2 separate regions of the Homo sapiens genome follow, and region 1 is linked to region 2. The links are chromatin loops, found by intact Hi-C in ENCODE. Cell type or tissue: IMR-90. All regions are shown on one strand. Links, peaks and the distances in the headings refer to the core of each region. The heading gives the core; the rest is flanking DNA.

Evidence for each region. Hi-C counts contacts between places; a loop is a spot of excess contacts. Peaks named below come from ENCODE experiments on the same cell type or tissue, not always from the same donor. Only the 100,000 strongest peaks of a DNase experiment are listed, where the experiment ranks them.
Region 1: it touches region 2 in a loop (4-fold over the local background); 4 of 110 quality-filtered maps call a loop at or near these places.

The regions. Positions count from the first base shown.
Region 1 is chr10:13,370,387-13,373,299 of GRCh38, forward strand. No RefSeq gene overlaps it. Among named protein-coding and RNA genes, the nearest start is that of SEPHS1, 24 kb to the left of the region's middle. In IMR-90, for the core only: a CTCF peak has its summit at 1,683 (motif pointing right); a DNase peak (open chromatin) is centred at 1,715.
Region 2 is chr10:13,658,724-13,661,636 of GRCh38, forward strand. FRMD4A (FERM domain containing 4A) reads right to left here. Exons shown (of 25, transcript NM_018027.5): 20 at 1,593-1,830; 21 at 600-767. Among named protein-coding and RNA genes, the nearest start is that of PRPF18, 73 kb to the left of the region's middle. RefSeq lists enhancers at 1,545-1,594, 1,925-1,984. In IMR-90, for the core only: a CTCF peak has its summit at 1,433 (motif pointing right); no DNase peak of the experiment used is centred there; H3K27ac peaks cover 1,027 bases.

The DNA of each region.
Region 1 (2,913 bases), core at 156-2,655, 290 kb before region 2:
GCCTGGCTAGTTTTGTATTTTTAGTAGAGACGGGGTTTCTCCATGTTGGCCAGGCTGGTCTTGAACTCCCGACCTCAGGTGATCTGCCCTCCTCAGCCTTCCAAAGTGCTGGGATAACAGGCGTGAACTACTGTGCCTGGCCTAAAATGGTAAATTTTATGCTGTGTATATTTTACTATAATTAAAAAGCATAGTGTTAAGTGAACAGAACAAGTGCAAGATAAAATGCATTATATGATGCCGTTCGTGAAATCTGAAAACACTAAATAATAATACTACTACATACTTACTGAATGTGTTTATCTATGACCAGAATGAGAAGGACTCACATAAAATGCATGATATTCTGACTTTTGGGAGGGAGGGAGAAAAGCCAGAAGTAGAGGTTATGCTTGAACTTCATAACATTTTATTTATATTTATTTATTTATTTATTTACTTAAGATAGAGTCTCACTCTGTCGCCCAGGCTGGAGTGCAGTGGCGCGATCTCGGCTCACCGCAACCTCTCTCTCCTGGATTCAAGCGATCCTCCAGCCTCAGCCTCCCGAGTAGCTGGGACCACAGACGCCTACCACCATGCCTGGCTAATTTTTGTCTTTTTAGTAGAGACGAGGTTTCGCCATGTTGGCCAGGCTGCTTGAACTCCTGACCTCAGGTGATTTGCCCGTGTCGATCTCCCAAAATGCTGGGGTTACAGGCGTGAACCACTTCGCCCAGCACACATTTTATTTGTTTTAAAAAACTAAGAAAGGCTGGGCACCCATGCCTCTAATCCCAGCAGTTTGGGAGGCTGAGTTGGGAGCATTGCTTGAGCTCAGGAGTTCATGACCAACCTGGGCAACACAGGAAGACCCCATCATTATTTAAAAAAAAAAAAAAAAAGAAAGTATTTTAAGACCAGGCCTGATGGCTCATGCCTATCATACCAACACTTCGGGAGGCTGAGGTGGGGAATCACTTGAGTCCAGGATTTCGAGACCCACCTGGGCAACACAGAAAAACCACATCTCTACAAAAAAATTTAAAAATTAGCTGGACATTTTGGTGTGCACCGATAGTCCCAGCAGTCAGAAGGCTGAGATGGGAGAATCACTTGATCCCAGGAGATCAAGGTTGCAGTGAGGTATGACTGTGCTACTACACTGCAGCCTAGGTGACAGAGCAAGACCCTGTCTAAAAAAAAATACAACAAAAAAAAGAAGTGTAAAGGACAGAGTGTTGAGACACAGCAATGATATCCTCCCCTGTTCTAGATGGGAAAAGACAGAAACTTATATAAGGTGAAGGAGAGAAATAAGTACAGTTTCACAGAACCTGGGGGAAAAGTATGTTTCTGTAAGAATGGAGTTATAAACAGCTTCGAAAGCCAAGTAGACAGGTGACTGGCAAAAGGTCACCATGACTGTGAGGTTTATTGTGGAAAATATACACAAAGTGGATAATCCTGAGAACAAAGAAAACACCCTGCCTTGCAAGGTCTCCCATGAAAAGCACCTCTTAGAATTTGAGGCTTGGTTGATATGTGAACTTTGTCACTTGATTGATTTAGAATGGCATTTCTCAATCTGGAGACTGCAGACATATTTAGACGAGATTCCCCTCCCCGCTCTTTAAAAAAGTCTGTGTATTAATCCAGATGAGACCTGTGGGTTTTGTGCAGATCCCCACTATGGCCGGTAGGAGGCAGCATAACCTAATGCTCTGAGTCAGGATCCTGTTGCTGGAGTCTGTGCTCTGGCCCAGGGGAGGAGGAGCAGCTCATCAGCTCTGTGCTTCTGTTTCTTTCTCTATATCCTGCAAAAGGCAGGAATTAACAGAGCTAAACACTCTCAAAATATTAAATGCTGTGGGGGCGCCAGGCATCACTGCAGAAACCACAGCTGAATATAACACTATTCTCCCTGCTGCTCTCTGGCCCTAGGATCAGAAAAGCTCAACACTTTTTATTTTTTTAAATAGATAAATAAATTTATTTTGAGACAGAGTCTCAACTCTGTCTCCAACTTTTATTTTCGATTCAGGATGTATATGTTCAGGTTTAGTATATTTCCATGATCCTGAGGTTTGGGGTACGATTGATCCTATCACCCAGGTACTGAGCATATCACCCAACAGGTGGGTTTTCAGCCCTTATCTCCTTGCCTCCTCCCTCCTTTCCCCCTTTTGGAGTCCTTAGTGTCTACTGTTCCCATCTTTATGTCCATGTGTACCCAAAGTTCAGCTCCCACTTATAAGTGAGAACATGCAGTATTTGATTTTCTGTTTCTGTGTTAATTCGCTTAGGATAATGGCCTCCAGATGCGACTTTGTTGCTGCAAAGGACGGGAGCTTGTTCTTTTTTATGGCTGTATAGTATTCCACGGTGTATATACACCACATTTTCTTTATTCAATCCACTGTTGATGGGTACCTAGATGATCCCACGTCAAAAATGTTACATTCAGCTGTGGCTCACATTATATTTCTATTGGACAGAGATTATATTTCTATTGGACAAAGCTGCTCTGAGCTATTAATAAGCAGGAAGTGTGTTGTGCATCTCTAAGAGGAGGTCATAGTAGGCAGGCAAGGTTTGGAAACACATTTGACCACAGAAGCATTTTTCACATAATATCTGGTTATCTATTTATTCTCCTTTATGGGGTTGCAAAACAAAATCATGTCCATTAATTTCCTTGATCTGCTTCGAGTCCCATTTAGTGGATGTCTACCCAGAAGTATGCTTCCCAAAGAAGTTAATTTTTTGTATGTGTGTCAGAGTCTCACTCTGTCACCTAGGCTGGAGTACAATGGCGCGATCTTGGCTCACTACAACCTCTGCCTCCCGGGTTCAAGCAATTCTCCTGCCTCAGCCTCCCAAGCAGCTGGGATTACAGGCACCTGCCGCCACGCCCAGCTAATTTTTGTATTT
Region 2 (2,913 bases), core at 97-2,596:
ATACAAAAATTAGCCAGGCGTGGTGGTAGGTGCCTGTAATCCCACCTACTTGGGAGGCTGAGGCAGGAGAATCGCTTGAACACGGGAGGCAGAGGTTGCAGCGAGCCAAGATCGCGCCACTGTACTCCAGCCTGGGTGACAGAGCAAGACTCCATCTCAAAAAAAAAAAAAAAAAAAGAAACAGAAGGTGTGATTCACTGAAGCCTCATTTTTGCCTGGCTCTTTTGCTCTTTATGAATTTACATTTTGAGGCACTAAAGGAAGTCCAGTATAAATTTAGGCCTCAGTAGAAAGATAGAAGACCTCTTCCCATGCTAACCCAGCCAGCCTCTGTGGCCTCTGCTTTGCTTAGGAAACTTTCCATGCTCCCTGTCTCCAGAAGCCCGGGGATTCTTTGGCTGACTCCAAGTGCCCTGTGCATGGGTCTCTTGGCTAACGGGGGTTGACTGCTGCCAGCTTGGTTTTTTATTCCGCTTCATTTATCCTCCCAGGTTCAGGTCTGACTGTAGCTCATCCATTATTTGGGCCAGCTTGGGGCTGACAATGCCCAATTTTAAAAAGGAAGGCTTGGTCTGAGCAGGAAGGCCAGGCAGACTCACCTCGTGGAATGGACGTAGTGGGGACTCCGGACCCGCAGGTCTGGCGTGGACGGCATGCTGGACTGGGAGTTCCAGTGCGGGAGGCCGCGGATGGGGCTGTTCTGCAAGGAGTTGCTTCCTCCGCCGGCTTCCGCACAGCTTCCTGTGCTGGGGAAGCGCTTGTGGCTGCTGCAAAGCCAAGGATGCCACGTGGTCACCGCCAGACAGACAGCACCTTTCCTGGGGGGCTGGCTAGTTCAGGACAATGATCCCAGCATGTGGGGAAAGCTCGCCCGTGACTCCCACCTCGCTTGGTCAGACCTCTACTGTGGTTCTCAGCCTTTCCCCAGCAGGGGGTATGCCCTCCCCCCTCCCAACCTAGGCAATATGAGAGGAAAACCCTGGTCAGCCTTCTCTGTGTCAGGCAGTGTGACGGTCCTGCCCTTACAGTTTTTGTTTTCCAAGAAACAAATATTTACCTGTCCTGGCACCCCCCTTGGAGCTTGGTAGGGTGATTAAAGGAAATGGGAAAAACAGAGAAGCAGACCGAAAATGCCTTCCCCCCCAAAAAAAACCTCCCTACAAAGTCAGCCCGGTAATGAGCTGATAATACACAGCTTGGATTACAGCTGCTTGGCTGGAGAATTCTGCTGGATGAGGGGGTAGAGTTCTGAACCACTCTGCATTTGCTCCGAGTGGACTTTCACTTGCTATTTCAGAATAGCGCTGCCTGAGATTTCCTAATTAATTCCTCTGGAATTTAACAGCATTCAAACCATCTGCCATCACGTTGATTGTGGGCCAAAGCCCCAATTTCTCTGAGTCACAAAAATGTACCTCAACAGTGTCGGCAGCAGAGGGCGCTGTGAGCACGGCCCCGTGAAAGGCAAACCCCACGGGGAGGAACTAGGTTGATGTGGATTTTGTCACCGTGGATGCTACTTGGGACGGCCCTTTGATTCTTCCAGAGCATAGAGGGAGGCCTCATTTGGCCTCATTCACGATGCAGCTCACCTGGAATGGCTGTGAGAGGAGCGCTTCTTGACCTTCTCATAGGGTTCATCTAAAGAGGACTCACTCCACATTTTGGGCTTGATGGGTGACTTGTCATAGTCGTTGCGGTGATAGTGCATCTGTCGGAGTCCCTCCAGGGACTGGGGAGGAGGAGGCCTGTTGTGCGACGGTGGCCGAGGAGGGAGTCCCTTGTGAGGAGAATGTAGGGGGGATATTGTGCTGGTAACCTGAGAGTCTTCTGCACAAAGACAGGAAGAGAGGAACTGAGCCCCGGTCATCCTTCCCACAGGCTGAGACAGAACCCCTACACCCCTCCACCCGCACCTTGGAGCCACACAGCCAAACCCACACCTTCACCCCTGTGATGAGAAACCCTGAAACTCTTCCCCAGTTGCCAAGACAAGTCAAGACGAGTCAAACCAAACCAGGGCAAGCCAAACCTCCACTGCAGGCGGGATTGCATGGGAAGAGATGCGTCACTTTTGATTAGACACGAATGGAGTGAAGTCTGAACGTCATTAAATACCACCAACAAATGACTGCTTCACACTAAACAGCAAAATGTAGTTACTGCTGTAGTGCTAAGTTGTCTTTCAACAGATGCTAAGCATCTGATTCACTGTGGGAGGGTCTGAGTTCTGGGAGAGTTTTGTCTGTTTCATCTGCTGCTAGATCCTCAGCCGACACATAGTAGGTGCTTGATAACCATTGGTTGGAGAAGAAAAAATGAATGAGGGTCTATATGTCCATTGTAAATACCTGCTGGGTGGATCGGGTGTCTACTCTGCTTTTTTCCCCCAGAGCTGTGTTTATTCTCTTTTAATCTCTTCCTCTATATTTTAATTTTGAAACTGCCTTAACTTTTTTAAGGAGATGAGCTACAAAGATTATGTATTAATAAATGATTCCCTGCCTCCAGGAAAGAAATGATCTAACACGTCAGTGCGCTAGAGGACTTTCAGAAAAAGCAAATTCAGTGAGTCTAGGAGGTGCTGTGGGAGAGGCTGGTCTTGAAGGGGCTTGAGCAGTGGGCAGGCAAAGAGGAGGAGGAAGGAAGGGCTTGAACCAAAGTGTGGAGGCCCTGAGGGCAGGGTACCAGCTGCAGGCACATCTGGCCAGGCAGGGGCTGGTGAGGAGGGGCAGGGGGAGTAAGGGCAGAGCTCTGGCCAGCACAGCCGCCTTCTGTGTGCACCATGTGAGCCAAGAGCCCGACTGATGGGGGCCTGGAATTCCGAGTTGAGATTTTGAAAAGCCACAGGAAAACTTTGCGATGTCTTAAGCACGGATGCGTCGGAGTGAAAAATCCTGTTTTAGAACTATT